Linked DNA regions of Homo sapiens: region 2 is linked to region 1. Evidence: read pairs that join two places in POLR2A ChIA-PET (ENCODE). Cell type or tissue: A673. All regions are shown on one strand. Each heading gives the region's core, and the rest is flanking DNA. Links, peaks and the distances in the headings are about the cores only.

The links. Peaks named below come from ENCODE experiments on the same cell type or tissue, not always from the same donor. Only the 100,000 strongest peaks of a DNase experiment are listed, where the experiment ranks them.
Region 2: POLR2A ChIA-PET joins it to region 1 with 5 read pairs; 1 of 35 experiments calls an interaction of 5 or more read pairs at or near these places.

What each region holds. Positions count from the first base shown.
Region 1 is chr13:109,422,779-109,430,706 of GRCh38, forward strand. No RefSeq gene overlaps it. Among named protein-coding and RNA genes, the nearest start is that of LINC00399, 26 kb to the left of the region's middle. RefSeq lists an enhancer at 1,189-1,712. In A673, for the core only: a CTCF peak has its summit at 5,105 (motif pointing right); DNase peaks (open chromatin) are centred at 3,143, 3,843, 4,693 and 5,143; H3K27ac peaks cover 2,816 bases.
Region 2 is chr13:108,943,891-108,948,890 of GRCh38, forward strand. All of the region lies in intron 16 of MYO16 (myosin XVI), which reads left to right. Among named protein-coding and RNA genes, the nearest start is that of MYO16-AS2, 160 kb to the right of the region's middle. In A673, for the core only: no CTCF peak of the experiment used is centred there; no DNase peak of the experiment used is centred there; H3K27ac peaks cover 789 bases.

The DNA of each region.
Region 1 (7,928 bases), core at 1,573-6,572:
TCTGTGTAGATATTCATATCATTTGTCAATCATGATAATGTTGTTTTTTTTTTTTTTTTGGAGTCTCACTCTATCACCCAGGCTACAGTGCAGTGGCACAATCTCAGCTCACTGCAACCTCTACCTCCTGGGTTCAAGAGATTCTTCTGCCTCAGCCTCCCGAGTAGCTGGGATTACAGGCATGCACCACTACGCCCAGCTAATTTTTGCGTTTTTAGTAGAGTCGGGGTTTCACCATGTTGACTAGGCTGGTCTCGAACTCCTGACTTCAAGTGATCTGCCCGCCTTGGCCTCCCAAAGTGCTGGTATTACAGGCGTGAGCCCCCGTGCCTGGCCAATGTTGCTCTTTTCTTTCCAATTTTATTTGACCTTAATTTCCTTTTTTCCTATGGTGCTAACCAGTACGTTTTTCAGAAGTGGGGCTCATAGGTACCTTTGCTTCTTCTTCTCATTTGCCACCATCCTCAGCACTTTCCCATGATAATTTACATCTCAAAATGCACTAAACCATCATGATTGTAATTATATTTAGATGACTTGCTTTACAGGGAGCTTTTCACTAGCAAACGCAGGTGAAAGGTAGTTTCTGAGAGAAGGGTGAGCAGGAATCATTCGCCACTCCTCAGCTGAGTTCACTGCTCTACTCCAGTGACATCAGCCTTGGGTCATCAGATACATTCTGCATTTTCAGAAATATCACCACATCACATATCCTTGTGAGTCTTTGTGCATGCATGTGTGTTTGTGTTGGATGCTTATTTGGATTTATTTCTGTTGAATAAATCTGACAAAATAGCATTAAATAATTCATTAGTTATCCAACCATGGTAAAATCTCTAGTGAGAGCCTCAGAATTCTGAACTTGACCCTGTTCTGTCTGATATATATTTTCTATAACAACTTTATTGAGATATAATTCACATGCCACAAAATCCACTTTTTAAGTGCACAATTTGTGATTCCTAGTATATTCAGAGTCATGTAACCATCACAACTGTCTAATTTTCATCACCACATCAATAAAATCCGTACCCCTACCGGTCACTCTGCAAATCCCCTCTCCCTCATCCCTTGGCAACCAAGAATCTACTTTCTGCCTGTGGATTTGCCTATTCTAGGCATTTCACATAAATGAGATCATACAATATGTGACCTTTTGTGACTGGCTTCTTTCGCTCAACATAATGTGTTCAAGGTTCACACATGTTGTGGCATGTGTTCGTAATTCATTCCATTTTATTACCTGATATACTCCAGTGCTGTTATAAATTTTTCAGTGGGGAGGTGGTTGCAAAGGTTACAGCAGATCAGCTATTGCTGGCTAGCCTCCAAATTGGTCTCTAATTTGAGGTTGATCGGGGTTTATCGATTACAGAACAGGCTCCTCTAGAGGGATATGAAGCACCGCCAGGTCCTTTGAGTTTTAAGCTGTGGCTCGTAGTGTTCTGGCGAGCAGTTTTGTTGATTTAACTGTTGAGGTTTAGGGCTAAGCATAGTGGGGTATCTAATCCCAGTTTGGGTCTTAGCTATTGTGTGTTCAGATATGTTAAAGCCACTTTCGTAGTTTATTTTGTATCAACTGGAGTTTTTTACAACTCAGGTCTCTGTTGACTGTTGCAAAATGGTTCAGATACAAACTCTCTAACACATTGTTTCCCTTTTTTTGTTTACCAGAAACACAGGATTCAATTCAATACTTTTATTTACTTCATTAAAATGAAAATAGGTTGAAAAAGAGGTAATGTAAATAATAGCTAACATTTATTGAGTGGTTACTATGCACCAAGCACTGTGATTTATATACACAACTCATATAAATGAAATTGTAACAACATACACAGGGAGTAGGAACTATTACTGTCTTTATTCCACAGCTGAAGAAAATGAAGCTTAGAGATTTTAAATACCTTGCCCAAAGTCAAACACAGCTAGTAAATGATGGAGCTGGAATCTCAACCCGTATCTCACAGACTTTGCAGGAGGAAGAAAAAAAGGGAGAAGGCGAGAAGGGAAGAAAAGGTGAGAGAAAGAACAGGAGAAATCTGGTCCACTGTTCATGTATTAACCTCCAGGTAACTGTGGTTTTTTAAGTCTTCTTGCATTAGATTTACATGCAAGTACTTTGTCTCCTTAAGCACACAACCGACAAATTTAGCTTCTATAGCAAAGGTTATTTTTTCTATTTCTCTTCAATGTCTTCACAAGCCCTAATATAACACTCTTCTTGGTGCAGATAAATAAATGATGTTGACAAACACCCAAGGTAAACCATTCCGAGTAGACATGTGTAGTCTCCAGGGTGTTATATTGGAAATGACAGCCACACCAGGGTGAAATGCTCAAGCATTTAAAACAATATTCTGGAATTTATGAGTTGGTGCTTAAAAATAATGGCCCCAAAATGCCTCAAAATATGCACACACCAAACAGAACCTCACCTCTGTATTTATTGTTGAGTAATAAAAATGTGTAGAAAAAGGATTTGATGGTAAATAGTCTTATTAAACCTAGGAGCCATGCACACAGCTACGATGGAGCATTGGGCCAAATAATGCCCATTGAGCTGTAATTCTGTCAAGAAGGGACACATAAACACCCCTGATGGAATTAGAGGCTTATACTGGATGGTAAATGTACCTTCTTGTTTATAAATATAATGTCAGATTAAACTGTGGTGGTAGCCATCGTGTCATTACTTCTCAGAAGCAAAACCATGTATGGAATCCTTTAGTTTTTCTTAAGAAAGCTGAAAATGAGACTCTACACATGGGTAAGGTGAAGGGGGCACACTGCTGACTGGAATGAACATGGCAGGAAAATTCTCTTTAAGGAAAATATATAAACAATACAAAATGGTGGGCATTAAAAAAGATTAGCTCTGACATGGGGTGGGGATTTTTTTTCTTTGTCATTGTTCAAAGCTGAATAGCAATAAGATTGCAAACTGCAGCACTTCATAATAGAATTAAACCTCCTTGTATAATGAGGTTCATTATAAATGACATGCATAATTCCAATTCTATTCTGTGTTGATTCCATCTTTTGTTGCTGAGACAGACTGCTTTAATGGGCAAAGGAACCAGGCCACACTTAAAACACACTTAATATTTTGCAGGAGTGTTTTGTTTCCTTTCTTGTTTCAGTAAGTCAGGGTATGCTTTACACAAAAATATCCATTTGGATGTAGCGTTCTTATGTAATAAAGTGTACACCATTCAGGAGAGTATTTTAAAAATCTTCAGTGATGAAATAGTGTATGTAAAGATGTATTTCCTGAGTCAATTTCATCTGCTATTAACCAAAAAAGGCAAACAACATAGGAAAATTGTTTGATTAGTGTGGATTTTCAAGGCTGTATACTTATTACTGCCAGCCCACCACCTCCACCCTCACTACTCAAATCTTTGGAGAAAATCAAATGCAGTAAGACACGATGGAATATCTGAGGAGAAAATAAAGGAAACAGAACTATACAGGATAAATAAAAACAAAGACAGTGCAGGTAAAAGATACACGTAGTCAACTTAACAATGGATTTTAAAACTCCACTGAGTTAAACATGGGACAATGACAAGGTGAACCCACTGCTAGAATGTCCACCACCTCACTCAGCCCCTGCCCCTTCCTTCCTTCCTTCCTTCCTTCCCTCCCTCCCTCCCTCCTCCTTCCTTCCTTCCTTCCTTCCTTCCTTCCTTCCTTCCTTCCTTCCTTGCTTCCTTCCTTCCTTCCTTCCTTCCTTCCTTCCTTCCTTCCCCCCACATCATGGCTTTCCCACAAGGCCCTGGAGAGCGCAGAGAAACACATTTCCAGGGATCTGGTCTCTAGGACACTGCACACCTGGGGAGTCTGCAACCTGATGTCAGCTATTTTATCTGTCCGCTCTGTTCTCTTCTTGCTGTTTGATTACAGAGAAGTGAAGAAATAAGTGCCCATGCTTGAGAAGTTCTCTTCCAAGTGTGGTATCTTGGGCTAAGCTTATCTACTCTAAGAGAATTTCAAATTTGCACATGATTTCCCCACACACTCACCCCAATCCAAGCACAAGCCAGAGAACACTGTGGTTTGCATGGTTCTTTCTGGCACCATTATTCAAATCATTTTGAAGTTTCTTGAATTTCAATAGGAGGCAAAGGCCACCAAATGTCTTAGGTCCAGAATATATTCCATCCTTGCTGCAATAACAATAGATGATTTCATAAACATTCACGTGAATGTGATATACCACATCCAGTCAGGACCAATGAAGAGAATCATGGATTCCATGGAGAAATCAACACATTCCTTTGGCCCTAGGTTCTGTATCATTTCCCTCTATTTACCCATAATAAGGGTTTAAATGTACATCACAGAAAATGAGTTCTACCTGGGATTTCTTCCTTCTCTGTTAAATGTACAATGGTGCTTCAGAGAAGTCTGCAGTTTACAAGTAGTTTCCTGAAAGGGTTGACATCAAACACTGAGAAAAGTCCCAAGAGAAAGTTGCTATGGTGGAGTGAAGGAAGAGATGCTGGGTCACAAGTGCAGCACATTTGTGTGGGCAGATGAGAACAACCACAGGAATGAAAAGGAGGCCATAATTAGAATCATATAAATTAGACATAAAAGAAACCTATTAGTTCATCTCAATCATCCCTAAAGGGGCCAGCATAAGGCCGTTCCCTGCAAAGCATTTTCAATACTTTGTCTATATCATTTTTAACAGGCTTATGAGATGATGTGCTTTCATTATCTGGGTGGAACGGGGCTGTAATTCTTTTAAATAATAAGGAATCTTTAATCTTAGCAGTGAACATTTTAACAAGGAGTTAATGTTTGCAAGACATGTACGGAAAGCAGGGTTGTCCACGTGTTTATGTTTTCAAGTACACATGAAACGTCCCTCAACACAGTCATTTCACAAATATTACCCAACGGCACTCTCAGGTACATGTGAATATTTGCTCTTTTTTCAAGAATCTTGCAATCGATAGTCCAAGGAAATAATCTGTTATCTGTGAAAAGGCTAAAATCAGTAAAAAATAAGAAATGATTTCCTTGAATTATTGTTCCCAGAATTCTTAACAAAGAACAAAAGAGGAAGAGGGGAGACAGGTGGGTTTGGCCTCTCTTCCTGAAGATGGCAGCACTTGACTCAGCAGGTTCAAATACACTTTTGGTTCTGGATCAATTGCCCTAATGTCACTTACAGGGAGAGTGCACGATCTTCTACAATACATGGAGGTGGGGGCGAGACTGTAGGTGAAATCCTAAAACACCTCATAAAAGGGGTAGTCAGCCCTAAAAATGGAAGCTGTGACCTTGAAAGCTTGGAATAAGTCAAGTGGGTGGCCCACAACCAACACGGAGAAGCTAAGTCAAAGATGTTTTTACCAGCAGCTATGCAGAGGGAAGGTTGAGATGCTCTTTGACTTACCAGCTGCATGATCTTTGGCAATTATTTGATCTCTCTAAAGCCACAGTTGTTTCATTTGTAAAAGTTATTTATTTTTTCTTTCAAGAAATACTAAGCATCTACTACGTGCCAGGCCCTCCACCGGATGCTGAGATTACAACAGTACACAAATCCAGCAATGTCTTCTTCCACGCATGTAATGAGGGTGCCAACTCAAGGCTGTGGTGAGGACTGAATTAGGTCATGCTATGGAGCTTATGTTTTGGCACATGGAAAGTGCTTAGTGAGTATTAGCTTGATTGCTGCTATGATAATATCTGGAATTGAGTAAGCCACTTTTATAAGATTTCTGGATACTTATTGATATGGTTTGGCTCTGTGTCTCCATCCAAATCTCACCTTGAATTGTAATAATCCCCACTTGTCAAGGGAGGGACCAGGTGGAGGTAATTGAATCATGGGGTTAGTTTCTCCCATGCTGTTCCCGTGATAGTGAGTGAGTTGTCACAAGATCTGATGGTTTTATAAGTGTCTGGCATTTTCCCTGCTGGCACTCATTCTCTCTCCTTCCACCCTGTGAAGAAGTGCCTTCTGCTGTGATTGTAAGTTTGCTGAGGCCTTCCCAGCCATGTGGAACTGTGAGTCAATTAAACCTCTTTTCTTTATAAATGACCCAGTCTTGGGTCCTTCTTCATGGCAGCGTGAGAATGGACTAATACACTTACCTCTGAGGAACAGATGACAAAGTATGCACTGTATAGTAACATATTTTGGAAAATTGGTATCTTTACATTTTTATTTTCTTAAATAATCACACTTTCAGAAAGAAGAGTTCACTTTTGCTTTCTCAAATTCCTTCCCTCTGAGTCATTCCTAAACGAATGTGGGTTCTCTGCCCACCACTACTTTCAGTTTAGCAATTCCTTTTTGTGCACCTACTGCATGCCAGGTGCTATGACAATATGGGAAACTGCAACAGGGGCTCAGGAACCTCTGAGAGGAGCTCCTGCAGGTGATGAGCAGGAAGTATCAGGCCGAGAGGCAGCACAACCAAGGAAGGAGAGCCAGCACATGAGAGTAATGGGGTCTGGGGCCCCCAAAGAGGTGCCACCATTCACCCAGTTGGTCTTTTCAGAAACGTTTGCTCTGTAGCTCATGCCTAATAGGTTCCAAATTCTGTAGAGTCCACCCCTTAAACATTTTTGAAAATTCAGCCATTACTCTTTATCTCTATTGTCATGTTTTCAATTCAGACATGTGTCCTCTCTCAATCATTGCCATGACTCAGGAATTGAAACTCATTTTGCTGCTGAAACACTAGGGGTTCAGTCTTGGTCCTGCTGCTTGCTGCACAGAAAGCCAATCACTGAGATGATGAGTACTGCCAGAGAAGAAGGCTTTAATTGGGTGCTGCAGCCAAGAAGATGGGAGATCAGTCTCAAATCCCTTTCCCTGACTGACTAAAATTAGGGGTTTATATAGAAGAGAAGAAATGTAACCTTGTGTAGTAAAACAGGAAGTAGGGAGGAGTGAGGAAGAGGAGTTGGTCAACAGGTGGCAGGCAATCAGTTTGGCTATTATGATCGTGATGATGAGGGGTCTGGAATCTCATTGTCCAGATGTGGTGATCTGGTGAGTTTCAGCTCCTGATACTACCTGGGAGCCCTGATGGTTGTTTTTTGAGAAAAGAACTCAGATAAGAAAAATGTATCCTTCTCAAGTTTTAAGATGGGAGGATCAGTTTCTATGTTTATTCAAAGAAACCATAAACATCAGTTCTATGAGATAATTGGGTCAGTTTCGGATTCACCCTGTAGAGTTCCTCAACCTTGGCATTGTTGACATGTGGGGATGGATAATTCTTTGTTTTGTGGAAAGTGCCCTGTGCATTGTAGAATGTTTAGCAACATCCCTAAGATCTATCTACTAGATAGCAGCAGCAACTGCCTCCCCCACTGTGACAGCCAAAAATGTCTCCAGATACTGCCAAAGTCCCCTAGGAGGTAAAATATCCCCAGTTAAGAACCACTGCAGTGCCCCAGATACTGCCAAAAGTCCCCTAGGAGGTAAAACATCCCCATATAAGAACAACTGCAAAGCTCTTCATGAAATTCATGCATGTTTTGTTCACTCACCTGCCTCTGGTCTTTGCTCAAATGTCCCTGAATTGGTAGGGCCACACTTGGCCGTCTTATTAAGATTACAGTTCGTACCACACCTCTGCTCTACCTCCATCTGGCCACTCCTTCTCATTGATCACCTTTATTTAGATCCCTAACATTATCACCACCTGATGTATTTTGCCTCTTTAATTGGCTTAGTGTCTGTCTCTCCTTCCACATTAATAAGAGTGAGCTCCATCTCCATCTTTTTTGTTATTTGTCCACCTCATGCCTTCTTAGTAGTGTCTTGGCTTTGGTATCAGCTCCCTATGTTCCTTTTTCCCCAGTCTAACTCCCAGATATCAAAACATCTCTAATCATCACTGAATCATGAAATCATGATAGCATCATCCTACCCACAGTTTCCCATTGCA
Region 2 (5,000 bases), core at 1-5,000, 480 kb before region 1:
CTTCTTTAGCTAAAATATGTCATTGATTCCAGTTAGTGGTGATTTCAGTTTCCGCAGGAAGAGATGTCCTCTCTGAAAATGGAACTTAGTGGGAAGTGAGAAGGACATTTAGAACAGTTGCGTTAGCAAATCAGCTGATCAGGGTTCCAGCCCCAAATAATCCGAACACAGCACAGCACATGAGGCTGAACTGTACTACAGGGTATTGTACTTCTGACTCTGTCTCGTCTAGATTTCTTCTTTCTCTGCTGTGACCACATATAGAGTTAATGCTTTTGAGCAGTGCTTGTTGTAAGAACATTCTTCTGGGAGATAAAAAAAAAATAATATTAGGTTAGAGCAAAAGCAATTGCAGTTTTTGTCATTACTTTTAATTACTTTTGTACCAACCTAATAGTAATTAAAGAAAGTAGCCCACCTTATTCTTAAATAAAACTTTTTAGGATCACCTGTTAAGATTGAAGAGGAAAAGGGAAAAAGGGAAGGGCACTCTCAACTGCATTTGATAATGACAACATTAAGACTACTTTTTCACTTTATTGGTTCATTTGTGTAATTTAATTTCCACCCCCCACTTAAAGTTTTTAATTCCCTAACAAATCAGAAGTAAATGTCTACTGATATAAATCTTGCTAATTTAGTTTTTATTTTCGTAAATGTTGAGATTTGTTGTTAACTGTTTGAAGTATTTGATACCTTAAATGTAATTATTGAAGTTAAGGCATTAAAAGCAGAAAATTGGGTGGAAAGATAGTATGAGAGCGATTACTAAAGAATAATGTCTAAAGAGCCTACAATATCATAATTCCATTTCAATTTATTTCTAAAGAAATATATACTTTGCATGTTTTAAAATTGAAGATATATTTGTCAGAGATGAAGCACCTGAGTTTAATCATATTTTCCTTATAACACTTTTATTAGTATTTTTAATGGGTGTAATTGGTTTAGACAACTGTAGAGTTATTTTCTAAATAGGAACAATATTGCAAAATGGCAGTAGTAATAGTAAATGAGTAACCCAGTTTTTGCTAGGTCATAATATTGCTTCATTTCCTAAGTGCGTGAGAAAGATATAACAGAATGCTAATTATTTCTCTGAGTCAACAAACATATTAAGCCCAGTATGCGTGCTTGTCTCGAAGTTTCCAGAATCCATCTTTTGTAAAACAGGTTTTAAATATTTTGTATTGATTCAGTATCTTTCTATGTAACTGATTGCTTCACAATATTCTTGTGTAACTTACTTCGATTTCTCACACTAACATCTCTAAATTAGAATATTACAACTGGAGCTGAAGCACATCAGTCCAAACTTTACTGACAATTAGTTTCAGAATTTTTCACTTTCCATTAATTTTTTAATGTAAATGTATGATGACATTTAGACAATGTGATTGGGTCTTTCTGGAAAATTTCTTTAATGTAGAAGTGATTGTGACCTGAAAGCACAATTCATGGCCAGGGACCACTTATTTGGAGGGTTATTCATTATTTGAACTTTGTTATTTCATAACTAGCGTTTCTTATTGAAAATATGTAGCATATAAGTAATCACAACAATGGTTCTGAAACACATCCTTGACTAGAAATTATTTTTAAAATAGGAGCCAAATCCTATGCAATAGAACATTAGGTGTCAAAATGGAACCCACATTTCTATTCTTTTTTTATCTTGACTTATTAGGATTAATTATAATTAACTAGGCATTTTTACTCAGCTTTTACATTTAGCAGAAAAGAAAATTTAGATTATTTAGTTTTATTTACTTTATGAGTCTATTCTGAAATAGCCAGATCCAATATCCTATTACTGATGTCATTTAGTTACATACATTGTTTTGGATAAGTTTACCTCAGTAGGTACAGCCTATATTTGAATACGTTTTTGTGGTTGAAAAAAAATCTTCCTGAATTTTACTTTTAAAGATTGCCTGTAGAGTGTACACGTTTTACTCATTTTAAGTTCTTCATTAAAATCTCAATTTTAATGAATCTTTAAAGCTGGAGGTGCTGATGTTTCTAATTAACATGTCAGAAAGGTGTTTAGCATGCTTCCCCCATGATATCCTGAAGCCAGACTTCTGAGCTGTGTACCTGGAAGGTGCGTCTGTGTGCCTGGGGGTAGACATGCCATTTTTTGAAGATAAAATTTGCTGTTTGTCTAATTATCTTATCAGTGAAGGCAATCAGACTAAGTAAGTGGAGTATTTAAATTTCTGTTTGTCAGTATTTTATTGTATCTCCATCCCTTCCCTCCTCCCCATTTTGTCATACTTCCTTCCAGAGCATCTCTGATCAATATTTGTATGTTTGTTTCTTATACTAAACTCTCTTTACTAGATAACTTTTCCTAATACGTTCTTTGTTAGAGTATTTGTTTCTTTTGATTTTGGCAAAAAAAAAAGGGGGTTTGACTTTTATGGCATAAATTTTTCACTTATTTTGACAACCTTTGACCAAAGGAAACGAGTAGAGCTGGTGTTCACTATGGACTTATCAGCCAGCTATGTATGGCACTTCCAGATATACTGGGAACCTATTGGGTAAAAATGTAACCAACTAGGTATACATATGGAAACTTTGAAATACATATGGAAACTTCCAGGTATGTGTAAACCTTCTGTACACCCAATATTAATTTAAATTTTATGAGAATCCACCAGGAATTTTAAGACATGATCTTTATCTGTAAACAAGTTCATGACATTTAATTTTTTGTTAAATAGGAGTTATTAAATATTTAAATGTATGAATAAGTGAAATGCGGAGAAGAGAGTGTATTGGTCAGGGTTCTCCAGAAAAACAGAGCCAATAGCCAAGAGGGTATGGATCTATACAGAGATAGAGATGGATTTTTTTTTTTATTGAGATATAGTCTCGCTCTGTCACCCAGGCTTGAGTGCAGTGGCAGGATCACAGCTCACTGCAGCCCCAGCCTCCTAAGCCCAAGTGATCCTCCCACTTCAGCCTCCCAAATAGCAGGGACTACAGTTACAGGCCACTATGCCCAGCTAATTTTTGTATTTCTTGTAGAGACTGGGTAATTAAAATTTTCTTTTAGTCCTGCTAAGCTGAAAGAGGTTGCTTAATACATTTGTGGGTTACATTCAGCGCGATGTTGTTCACACCATACTTTATCAGCATTTGATGAAGGTCAGGGGTGGGCCTGGATGAACCTGCCTAAGAATACCTTTGTCAGTAGTAACTATCTGTACATGGTCATGTGTCTGAATCAAATAAACTATAATATTTGCATATTACTAAAGTTTTGGTGAAGATGCCTATGTTAGTCGGTATTTAAGACACAGGGTTGGGTTGAAGTTTATCCTTCCTGTTGGTGCTGTGGACATGGCCTTACACATGCTTTCTGGTCACCTTCTCCCCTGAGGAGGACTTCAGCACCTGTTCAGCCTCGCCTGCGGCATATTTCTGTGTGCATGCGCGCTGCCCTCTTCCTGTACAGAACCCTCCCTAGGCTGAGGATGTCTTGGTGTGAGTTAGAGAAAGTTCTGCCCACCTCTCCCTCCAGTCAGATGCAGCTCCCCAGGCCTTGAGTTGTTAAACTAATCCTACCATCTTCGAGGCCAGGCCAACCCACACTTTCTGAGCAAAAAGGTATTTTTCTCTCCATTTCACAGCTTCACTCACTGAAATATCAGCAGTTCTGGGTGTGTGTTTCTGGCTGTGTTTATGCTGGACACAAGGCTCGGGGATGAGTTCAGGCTGCGGTCAGCCCCTTAACCGTTGTCCAGGGCCTTCTGTGCAAGACACAGCCACCCTGTCTGTCTCCACCCCCCGGCTCTCCCAACTAGACGTTTCCAAGAAACAAATAATTGGCCATACGATCATTCACTATGTGTAAGGTGTCAAGAGTTTTGAATTTGTTTCACCAGATGTTTTGAAATATTTCAACTGATTAGAAAAATATGGATGAACTATTCTGGGAATGTCACAAGACCCGAAGACTTTCTGAATGTGTAATTTGTTAAAAGGATTCTGTTCTTTTCCTGAATTTATTAGATTCTGTTCTTTTCCTGGAGACCACTGACAAGATTTTCTCTTTCCAAACAAAACAGTTTGTGACTCATATATTAATACTTTCCAGGTGGAGACTTGTGTATCTGAACGCATGGTTAATAAAAAGTTGTACTCATATTCCTTGAGGAGGGGGAGACTTAAAATTTAAAATTAGTTAATATGTTTCAGATAGTTCGAAAACAATACAGAAAAGAATTTCTGTTTTAGGAGCAAAGTGAGGGTGCATGGGCAAAAAGCAGCACTTGGCCATCGTCATTAGCAAAGTGTGCTGTCTTTATTGATACCAACTGTTTAATTTTGCCTTATTTGGCTTCTGTTTATATATTAAACATCACCAAGTAAAAAATAGCTCTGCGCACAATAGAGAAGACACTGTTCCTTTGTATTCGCACAGCAGATAAAAAAACTGAGCAACACATTGTGTTTGTACTCTGCGAGTCTCTGACTTGGTGAATGGACTAAACAAGTTTGTCTTTAAGTAGTAACATTTTTATTTATACTTGAACCTTCAATCCCAGCATGCCTTGGGTACACAAGTAGGCACACAAGGATTGTTTCATGCGCGCTGATCTCTGCGCCTGCTGAGTGGGGCCACACCTGCACCCTGGAGACACAGTAGGTGCGGCCTCAGGGAGAGCACACAGGCCTTTGAAGTTCCATGGGGATGTTTTTGGCAAACAGTCAATGTTTGTATTTGATCTTTGAATCATATCTATTCCCACTCCTTAGAGTGATGCTTCATGCTGGATGGGAACATTTTTTGTCTGTGCCTCCACATAGCACTTCTTGAAAGAAATCTCCAGTGTGGACTCCTCTGTTCAAAAGGAAAACCCTCCTGTGATTTAGTCCATGGCTTAATCTTACTTATGCGTTCTCAGGTGACACAAGAAACTTATTCCAGAACTAGTTTTACTTTGCCTCAAAGCAAAAGTATTAGCACACACACCCACACTCACACC